Regions from separate parts of the Homo sapiens genome. Here region 1 is linked to region 2. The links are chromatin loops, found by intact Hi-C in ENCODE. Cell type or tissue: heart left ventricle. All regions are shown on one strand. Each heading gives the region's core, and the rest is flanking DNA. Links, peaks and the distances in the headings are about the cores only.

The links. A loop is a pair of places that touch in the nucleus more often than their neighbours do. Peaks named below come from ENCODE experiments on the same cell type or tissue, not always from the same donor. Only the 100,000 strongest peaks of a DNase experiment are listed, where the experiment ranks them.
Region 1: a loop joins it to region 2, with 3 times the contacts of the local background. A loop is called at or near these places in 25 of 110 quality-filtered maps.

What each region holds. Positions count from the first base shown.
Region 1 is chr5:173,627,634-173,633,007 of GRCh38, reverse strand. No RefSeq gene overlaps it. Among named protein-coding and RNA genes, the nearest start is that of LINC01863, 12 kb to the left of the region's middle. RefSeq lists enhancers at 1-77, 3,926-4,747. In heart left ventricle, for the core only: CTCF peaks have their summits at 2,922 and 3,121 (motif pointing left); no DNase peak of the experiment used is centred there.
Region 2 is chr5:173,757,215-173,762,514 of GRCh38, reverse strand. It overlaps LOC124901138 (a long non-coding RNA gene), which reads left to right. Exons shown (of 2, transcript XR_007059060.1): 2 at 2,484-3,871. Among named protein-coding and RNA genes, the nearest start is that of LINC01484, 14 kb to the right of the region's middle. In heart left ventricle, for the core only: no CTCF peak of the experiment used is centred there; a DNase peak (open chromatin) is centred at 2,563.

The sequences.
Region 1 (5,374 bases), core at 160-5,159, 130 kb after region 2:
AATCCTAACAGCAGTCCTGTGAAGTAGGATTATCACCCCCAATTTTCAGGAGCAAACTTGGACGCCTCGCTCAACTTGTCGATTGAATCTCCTAAGTCGATTGAATCTCCTAAGTCCACGAATCTTGAGCGGAGCGGGGATCCAGGCTCAGGTCAGCATCCATGGCCTTCTGCCACATGCACTGTTTTGCTGTTGTGCCTAGGACATTTGCTTCTCCCTGGAGTGCTGAGGTCCCACATAATGAGCAAGATTGAGAGGAAAGGGAAGAAGAAAGGGCCGATACCAAAACCAGCTCAGGGTAGGGGACTGCAATAAAGGGGAAGAAGAGCAGGACATGAAAAGGCTGGTCCCTTCCCCATGGGAACAGGGAATTAGGGGAGAGAGTTTGGTACTATGATCATGACTGTTCTCCCTTCATCAGAATTAGAAGTACCTAGCCCTCCAATTCTAGATCTTCCCAAATTTCAGAACTTTGTTAAAGATGAACATTGTCAGGCTGGGTGCGGTGGCTCATGCCTGTAATCCCAACACTCTGGAAGGCCGAGGCAGGCAGATCACAAGATCAGGAGTTCGAGACCAGCCTGGCCAACATGGTGAAACCCCATCTCGACTAAAAATACAAAAATTAGCTAGGCGTGGTGTCAGGCGCCTGTAATCCCAGCTACTTGGGAGGCTGAGGCAGGAGAATCTCTTGAACCCGAGAGGCAGAGGTTGCAGTGAGCTGAGATCACGCCACTGCACTCCAGCCTGGGCGACAGAGTGAGACTCTGTCTCAAAAAAAAAAAAAAAAAAAAAGATGAACATTGTCTGTGGAGCCTCCCTCCAGCCCATACTGAGCCTGATCTCTGCCAGCATTTAGAGCCTGTGCTTCAATCACTCACAGCGTGTACTGTGGTCTGTCTCAGGTGTCTTGGGGTAGAAAATTCCCATTCGATAGGCGGTCTCCATTGAGATAGGAAGTTGCTAAGAGGGAGGACATTGTCCTACTCATTCCTTTCTTGTTCCTCACAGAACTCAGAAGACTAGTGAAAATAGATATGGGCCCAAATAAATACTTGTATTGTATTGTACTTGTATTGTACAAAAAACTGTTCCCATTTTATACAGAAAAACAGAGGCAATGGCAACTCCTATCAATTAGGTCAGTGGCTCTGGGCTTATCCGATTTTCCTTTAACATCAAATCTCCTGATCACTACTAAATCACAAATCAAAAGCCAAGTAAATCTGGATTGATTTTAAAAGGAGGAGAAGGCAGAGAGAAAGAGAGGGAGGAAGGAGAGAGAAGGAATGAAGAGGAAGATGAGGTGGGAGGAAGGGGAGGAAGAAGAATAGGAGGAGGGAAGAGTTGCGGTGAGGGATGAGGAAGAGAGTGGAGAAGATGAGGACTGGGAGGAGGAGAGGGGAGGAGGAAGATGGGGAAGAGATCGTGAGATGGAAGAGGAAGAAGGAGGAGATAAGGAGGAGGGGGGTAGGAGATGAGGAGGAGGGGGTAGGAGATGAGGAGGAGGGGGGTAGGAGATGAGGAGGAGGGGGTAGGAGATGAGGAGGAGGGGGATAGGAGATGAGGAGGAGGAGGGGGGTAGGAGATGAGGAGGAGAAGGGGGGTAGGATATGAGGAGGAGAAGGGGGGTAGGAGATGAGGAGGAGAAGGGGGGTAGGAGATGAGGAGGAGGAGGGGGGTAGGAGATGAGGAGGAGAAGGGGGGTAGGAGATGAGGAGGAGGAGGGGGGTAGGAGATGAAGGGAGGGAGGAGGGAGGACTTGAGGAGAAAAAGAAGGGGGCAGTGGGGGAGAGGAGGAGAGGAAGGAGAGGAGGATTTTGCTCTGGAATGGGGCACAGCTTAAAACTGAAAGTGGGTACAAAATCGGATTGGAGACAGAAATAGCACTCTTTTCTCCAACATGAATTCTATGTTTCCTAATCTAAAAAGGGATTGTTCTGCCACGCAAACCTCCTCTTCTGTGCCTGCCTCACCATGATGCAGGTATATTGACTTCATCAAATGCGGAAGCCTAACTCGCTGTAGAATGAACTACATCAGAAACTCTGCCAGGTTAATCTTGACAGAAATCTGGCGACAAGGTCAAATCTTGAAGCAAAACAAAACAGACAGCCCAGGAATGTGCAGCCCAGCCATCCCTCACTTGGCACAGTGCAGGCAGTCACTGTGAGGGGCTTCCGGTGTGTGGGTGGGAGTGCTTTACTTCCAGGCAATGCCAAACAAGCAGGGTGCTTATCCTTGGGCCCCCAGTGCCCACCACAGTGCCTGACACAGAAGAAGCTCCACAAACATGTCATCTGTTCTCATTTTTGTGTTTACAAACACAGTAAACAGACCACTACATTTAACAACTTTCGTTATGTCAAGATTCGCCAACGAGTCTCAATACTAGCCAGACAGACTTTCTCCACAACATCGTTTTCATATTGATTTATTTTGGCAGTTATTGTTAATAATGAATTTCATATATGATACAGGCATTCTGGGAATGCATCAGTGCCCTTCAAAATGGTGTTTTATGATTCTGATCTTAGCTGAGCCATTCATCTCTGTACCGTCGGATCCAGTTTGGCCACTCCTGGATCTGGAACATAAGCCCCATGCTTTGTTTCTGTCTTTTCTGTCACTTGTCATGGTTTAGAATTATGTATTTGTAGGTTGATTTGTTCTGTGTCTGTTCACCCCCCTAGAAATACAGATGTCCATGAGGGCCAGAATCATTTCTGCTTTGGGCGCCACAGAGTCCTCCATCTTTAGTATATAACCCTGTGCTGATATAATGTATGGCACATCATAGAAGCTTGACAAACATTTACTGAGTGAATGTATGAGGCTGGATTCAATGCCTCTTAACTTCTTAGCTCCCTTTCAATGGGGAGAATCTCAAGCTCCATAACACAGGGAGCTCTTGGCTGTCTGACCCCAAGGGTGCAGTGCTTTGTGAACTGGCTGGTCATGCTATCACAGTCTTAGGACTCCAGATTCCACCCCTAGGGTGGCTGCAGGGCCTATGGCACAGCTTGGACCAGGGGCATCTTGGCTGAGAGGGTGGACTCAGCCTGGGGGGATGGAGGACCGGCCCACCATGGAGCTCTCCTGATACTGCCCCCATCAGGCCAAGCCTGGGAAGAGCATCTCTGACTCCAGTAGGTCCCTGGCTGCTATAGCAGCATGTGCTCCATGCCAGGGCAGGTGTGTGGGGAGCAGCAGGGGGTCTACTCCTCCATGCAGGGGTAACCCTGAGGTTGGGGGAGACATGCACTTCTGAGAAGGTGGGCCACACATAATAATGCTGAGTTAGGTATTGCTGCATCACTGTTCTGCAAGACCTGCCCTGTCATGCAGAGTTGCAGCATGTGCAAGGCAAAGAGGGGGCCAGATCCAGCCTCCAAGGAGAGGTTGGTGAGAGCCAGTGACACCCAGCACACATTCTGGGCTCCAGCCCCAATCCTCCAGGCCGACTTCCTGCTTTTCCTGTTCCCAACACTGTGAAATAACCTCTCCAGTGGCTCCCCAGAATTCTTAGAATGCAACCTGAACTCCCGCAAGGCCTCCCCCTGCAGCCATCCTCGTCCCCGCTGCCCCTCGGTCAGGCCAGGCTTGTTCCCATCTCCAAGCCTTTGCTATTGTTCCCTACCTTGGGACCCTCTTCCTGCCTTGTAGGTCTAAGTGTACCCAGCTCCTTCTTGTTATTTAGGTCTTAGCTCAAATGTCACCTCCCAAGAGAGGCCTCCTCTGATCATCAACTTATCTGCACCCAAAATGATTTTGATCTTGATTTTGCATGTTTGCTTTTTTGTTTGTTGCTTGCTTGCTGGCTAAGCTCCAAGTACTGAAACTGTGCTACCTTTTACTTACTCTTCTTGCCCTACCCCCTAGCACAGGGTAGCACGTGGAAGGCATTAGATAAGTATTTGTATGAATGAGTGAGTGAGTGAAGGCTCAGTTAAATAGCGAGGGCCAACACAGCTTCCCAGGGTCCATTCAATACCAGGCCTGTCCAGCAATGAGACTAATTCCAAGATGCATGGGGACTGAGCATTGACTATATGACAAGCACTTTACATGTAAGACTTTATTTAATCTGCCAGCCCCCCCAGTGAGCTACCACCACGGGGAATCCCATTTTACAGATAACTCACTCAAGGTCTCTTGGCTAAGACATCACAGAGCTGGGACTCCAACCTCATTCCGCCTGTCCCTGGAGACTGAGCGAGGGCTCAAATGCCTCTCTCTCCTGCGACCCCTGCACATCACAAGATCCATCTGTAAGTCCATGCCCGAACAGGGCAAAGGCAGGAAAAAGGGCTCCCTGAATGCAGCTGGTCCTATCCCTTTGTCCAACAGGTATCTGCCAGCCCCTTGCTCTGTGTGGGTCCCGAGGCCAAGGGCTGGAACACAGACAGCAACAAGGCTGAGCCTTACCCTCCTGAGCTCAGGGACCCATATCACATTGAGCCACACTGCAGTGGTCTTCTAGAACATTTTTCCTTAATTAAGGGCAATTAAAATTCCTTGGGTTTTGAGGATTTCTTAAAATTCCTTGGGGGCGTGGACGATGTCTGAATTCAGGGGAGACACATGAGATGGGGGGAGGAAAGCCAGCTGGCTAGGTAGACTGGCCTCCCAGGGCTTGCCCCAGTTTGAAGTCACTTCCTCTCCCAAATTCCAACTCTCCAGCTTTCCGGCCCCTAGCTCTGAACCCAGGCTGAGGGCCAGAGGGCACTGGTGTGGGGAAATGTGCCTGCTCAGCATTTTGTAGCAGGTCTGGGAGTAAAGGCATCAGGGCTTCTGCTGAGACACTGGAATTTTTCAGTTTAAAGCCCGAAGTTCACTCTTTCTTTCTCTCTCCCTTTCATTCATTCATTCCTGGCAAACTGCGCATTCTCTCCTCCTCCCACTGCGAATCCCATTGTCATTCCAGCAGCATTTCAACCCACTGCAGGCGAAGTGGAGGCTCTCTCTCTTCCAGATTTCTCTGTCGAATTGCTGGCAAGGACAAAGCCGTTAGGAGCAAGATTCGGTAACTAGCTTTTTAATTTCATGGCTGGAGGTTGTCAGGACAGTACAGAGAAAATTGCCAACGATTCAGAGAGCGGCCCATGAATCTGGGGCAGAGCAGGAGAGAACAAGGGAGCGCTTCAGCTGGGGGTGAGGTGTTGGCAGCCACTTGGATGAGAAAGTTCTCTTCTTCCGAATTTCTTTGGTTCAGATCCGCGTTCATTTAAAAAGATCAATTCAGCAATTTTTCACCCTTCCTCAATAAAGCATTTTAGACAGCGGAGAAAGAAAAGGAGAAGGGGCCCTCTCGGGATCTTTCTGTAGGACGGAACGAGCATCAGTTGGTCATCAGTTGTTATGAAATAGGGCT
Region 2 (5,300 bases), core at 1-5,000:
AAAGCCTGCCATATCACCACATGCTTAAAACTTCTCCCATGAGTCTACATTTCCTGAAGATAAAATCCAAATGCCTCAGCCTGACATCCAAGACGTCTTGTTACCTGATTCCTACCCACTTCTCTCCAACCTTATCTGCAGCCATTCCTGGAGACACAACCTGTGTTCCCTTCAAAGAGACACACCCACACCACTGACTGTTCAGAGGCTGTCTTCCTACCACCCCCCCGCAACCTTCGGACGTACTCCTATCTCTGCTGAACTCCCCTTTCCTTGATTCTATAACTCCAGTCCATCCTTCAAGCTCAGTCCTGGGCTCCCAGAGGGTCAGCCTGCACGGAGTGCCTCCTCTGGCATCTCTTATCACACTATGCCTGTCAATCTGTTTACAAGACTGACCTCCACTTTTCCTCATTAGGCTGCAACTTCTGAGGACTGATGCTAGGTCTTTATTTTGTTTTATTTTTATTTATTTATTTATTTTTTGAGATGGAGTCTCGCTCTATCACCCAGGGTGGAGTGCAGTGGTGCAATCTCGGCTCACTGCAATCTCTGCCTCCTGGGTTCAAGCAATTCTCCTGCCTCAGCCTCCCAAGTAGCTACAGGCATGCACCATCACACCAAGCTAATTTCCGTACTTTTTATAGAGACAGGATTTTACCATGTTGGCCAGGCTGGTCCCGAACTCCTGGCTTCAGGTGATCTGCCCACCTCGGCCTCCCAAAATGCTGGGATGAACCAGTGTGTCCAGCCTTGGTGCTGAGTGTTTTACTGTTTTTGTCTTTAGCACCCAGAACAGTGACTGACCCATGGCAAGAGCTAGTAAATGCATATTGGATGGATGTGAGGGGCAGATAGTGTTAAGAAGGTCTGTGGTTTCCTCTGGCTTTTTATTTTCCTGCCTTGGCCTTCCCTGCTTGAAGTCAGTTGAGGCTGTTCCCTGTGACAGCAGAAAGGAGACAAAAATGAGTCTTCGTTGGCTTTTCAGCTTTGAAGATGAGTTTCTCAGGAGATTGGAAAAAAATCATGGCTTAGCCAAAAAATGCTGGAGGAGGACATCATGAGCAAAGGCTCTCCCTGGGGGCCTGTGGACCAAGAGAACATTCCCAGGCTGATGTGGAAAGGTTATCACAGCAGGAGTGCTGAGACTGTCAGTGTCCTCGAGAAACTGATCTTTGTGCTCTGCTCTCTCGGCCAGGTGTCAGGGCAAAGACAAAAGTCCCTAGAGGCATGGCCCATGAAATCTCACAGCAGAAAGGAAGAGGGGGTGCCTAGGGATGAGGGAAGCGCCAAAGGAAGTGGCCACATAGTACATCTAGGAGACTCGGGGCTTACCTGCCTCATGGATCCTATGAGAAACAAGAGATAGAACAGTGATGACTGTGAGCCCCAGAATGTCACAGAAGCACAGAGTCACCTGACTGGAGACAGGTTGCAGACGGGAGCAAGGGACAGCTCCATGGTGGCCTGCATTGACCCATGACCCAGAATGATAAATGCCAGGGACAGGTGGCATGGGAGAGCAGGTGGCCATCCTTCTATCACCTTTGTATAACACGCAGAAATGCAATCTCTGGGAAAAGGAGGGGCAGATCAGCTGAGACTGATTTGTTACCTACCTGGGCTGAGTGGAGGCTCAAAATAGGAACTGAACTCAATTATGATAGAGATATTTCTATCTACCCCACACCTGAGTTTATGGACTGAAAATTATACCTTCTACAAGCACAGGACTGAACTCAGATGATAAAAAACAACATGCCCCAAACACACACATATTCAGAGCTGGGGCCTGGCCTGAAATAAGGTCCATCTCTTTCCTCCATTCTGACTGCCGGGGCAGTGCAGCATGACATGCCAAGAATCCGTGAACTAGATCCAAAGCCTCTCTGGTTGAGGATGACAACTACAGCTGAAGGTCCAAACACAGTTAACCATACAAGGAACGAGAGTTGAACAGTCAGGGCCCAGACTTCTGTTTGAAGGCAACCTTTTGGGGCTACCCAGTACTGAGTAGGGCTTCAGGCACCCCTCCTTCCTGTGACTCAGAAGCAGGGTGTCCAAGAAAGTCTTCTTGGAAAAAATGAGTTTGGGGATGAACTTTGAAAATGAGTAGAACTATGAAGGGAGAGAGGGAAGAGTCACCAGGAAAACAGAACTACACAAGCAAAGGCCCCACGGGAGGAGGAGTTGGGCTTGCTCATGGAAGGAAACAGGCCCCATGTCTGGAGCCTGGGAGTGGAGGTGGGTGGATGAGGCAGGACCTCGCTTGGCACTTCCAAAAGCCAATTGGCACCTCCCTGCCCCGAGTGATCCCTTCTTCTGATGTTCATGCCCATGTGGAATCCCCTCACTTGAGTTTGGGCTGGACCTAGTGACTTGCTTCTGATGAATGGAATAAAATAGAGAAGGATGCCCCTTCTGGGGTTTCGTTATAAAAGACTTCCATCTTGCTCCCATTCTCTGTCTTCCGTTCTCACTAGCTCATTCTGATGAAGCAAGCTGCCACGCTGTGAGCTGCACTATGGAAAGGCCCATGCTGCATGGCACTGAGGAGGCTCCAGCCAGCAGCCGATGAGGAGCTGGATCCTGCCAGCCGCCACGTGAGTGAGCTGGGAAGCAGATCCAACCCCATATCAGCACTGAGATGGTCACAGCCCCACGGACAGCCTGCTTGCAGCCTTGTGAGGGACCTTGAGCCTGAGGACCCAGCTAAGCCACACCCAGCTTCTCAACCCAGAGAAACAGTGAGATGATAAACTGAGCTGGCTTTTAAGCCACTAAGTTTTGGGGTAATTTGTGACACCGTAATGGATAATTAGTACAGCCAGTAACATAGGCAGATATGAGACAGTGCAAAATATTTTAGATTTTAGTGGTTATCCTTTGGGTTTTAGAGTTCTCCAGGTAGGTTCTCAACCTGGTACCCACATGTAATCCATCTGAGCTTCTGGTTCTGAACCTTCCTGATGCGTAAAATCTATGTATCATCTGAAGTTGGATGAAAACCGATGTTGCTTTATTAACATCGAGGTGGTAGGTGGGCAATGGGAGGTTGAAAACGTCGGGGACTAACCTCAACTGACAACCTATTGGACTCTGGCCCTTGCAGGATATTTTGCTGAGCGTTCAAGTATCTCACTGATCCTTAAGGGTATCCATGAATCCTGAGATGTGCAGTTAAGTAACTCACCCAGGAATAGCCAGCCAGCCAGAGGTGTGGCCAGGACCTTCCTGCAGCTCTGCCTCTGAGACCACCTGTATGCCACAGGGTTCTGACCTTACTCTCACCAGTGGCCCTTTCCAGAAACAGCTGGTCCACTGAGTGAGGACTGACGGTGGAGAAGGCAGAAAACCTGAGATACTTTATTGTTCCTGGGGAAATATGCCCAGGAAACCTTTCCAGGGAAGTTGAAGAAGCTGCATGTTGGCTATGGCAGAGGTGACATTCTGCCATTGCTCTCTACTAACAGAACCCCTATTATTACTGGGAGCGTCTACCTGCCCCATAAATTTCCCAGCCCCTCTTGCCATAGAGGGTACCCAATAAGATGTAAGTTGAAGTCATTGGGAGAAGCTTCCGGTAAAGATTTTTTAAAGTGCTGACTCATCTGAGAGGTGCCTCCTCTTGCACTGCTTGCCCCTTCTTGGTGCCAGGAATGTGGACATAATGGCTGGAGCTGCAGTAGCGTTTCATGACCATGCAGTGACCTTGACAGAGGAAGCCACTCTCTAAGGGTAGCAGAGCACAAAGATAGAGCCTTGTCTTCTTGGAAGGGATGACTGAGGAGCCATCATTCTAGCCTTTGACTTTTTGCATCAGGATTTATTTTATATGAGAGAAAAGAAAGTAAACTCTTTTGTTGTTTAAGCCACTGTTATCTGGGTTTTCTGTTACAGGTATCTGGTACCAGCCCTGAGTGATATACTTGCATTCTTAGTAAGGTGTTTAAGCAGGATTTGGGGATTTCATTTTTAAATGGCCAGGATCCCAGACTCTCAGAAAAAAAGTTCCCCTTCTCCCTCTCTTAGTTAAATAATTATTAGAGTGCTCTCCAGAATACAGGGACACTGAAATTTCCTGAGCACCTGCTCAAGGAAAAACCATACCCCACGCACTGTGCTCAAGTTGTATTCTTTGTACTTGCCTCACAGTGAATTTGTGAGATGGGATCACCAACCCATTTTATGGACGAGGAAATGGAAGTTGGACAGACTATACCACTGTTCAGGGAGACACAGCTAGAATCTGAACCCAGACCTCTCTGACTCCATGGCCCAGACTTTCTCTGTCTCCTGGGTCTAGAACTCTGTGTTCCGGTTTGGGCAGAAGGTGGGGCCAGTTGGACCATTCAGAGGGCCCTGGCTCAGGGTGCCATCCCTACCCCCAGATCTTCCACCTGCAGCCACAGGCAGAAGTCTTCTCCACTGCAAGGTGATAAAGCAGACAGCCCAGCTGGCCGTCCTCTCCTCACTCGCTGCCATCCTATTTAGTGGCCATCTGGCTTTCATCTCTGTGATTCTCGGACTGTCCCTCCTCGAGGTCCCTCTTAAAGAGGCAGACACACTGGCTTCAGTAAAGGACCTCCACTCCCAAGCCAATGCATCCCCAGCCTTTACCAGGACAAGCCTAACAAAGAAAAGGCCACACAACAGGGGTTTCTGGTAGCAACACAAGTCTATTTCAAACCTCGGATTAGAGTATCCGAAAGAATTACCTGTTCCAAGCAAACACGTTCCCACCCTCTGGCAGAAATGCGGTTGGAGCAGCCTGACGCCACGGCAGACTCCAAATACTCTCCACTGAAGCTTGCTTTATCCTGTTTGAAACTCCTCTGTCTGTCCCCAGAGAGTCTGGAAATACACTCTTTCTAGGAGCTGATGGAAAATTAACCCACATTATGAGAGAGCTAGTTGATGCTGCATTGGGGACAGGAAGGTCCATTTGAAAGGGGGAAAAAACAACAACAAAAAAAAAACATGTTCTTTGTAACCAGGACAAGGCTAACCATGCCTCCTCTCTATTGGTCCAAATCTATGCCAGCCTCCCACTGGCATCTGCGGGTGTGCTGAGAGCAAGCTATGGATTTCTATAGAGATTGTCACCATGGTACTAGGTATCTTATTCTGTTATGTCAAGAGGAAAAATAATCAAAAGGTCAAAGGAAGAAAATCTGCCAGAGGGCTTTTCTGTCTACAAATATTTATTAATGCTTTGGTGTGTTCCCGGCATCACATTAGATGCTAGCAATAGCAAGATAGGCCCAGAGAACTCACCTGTATTGCAAATCCACCGTGCG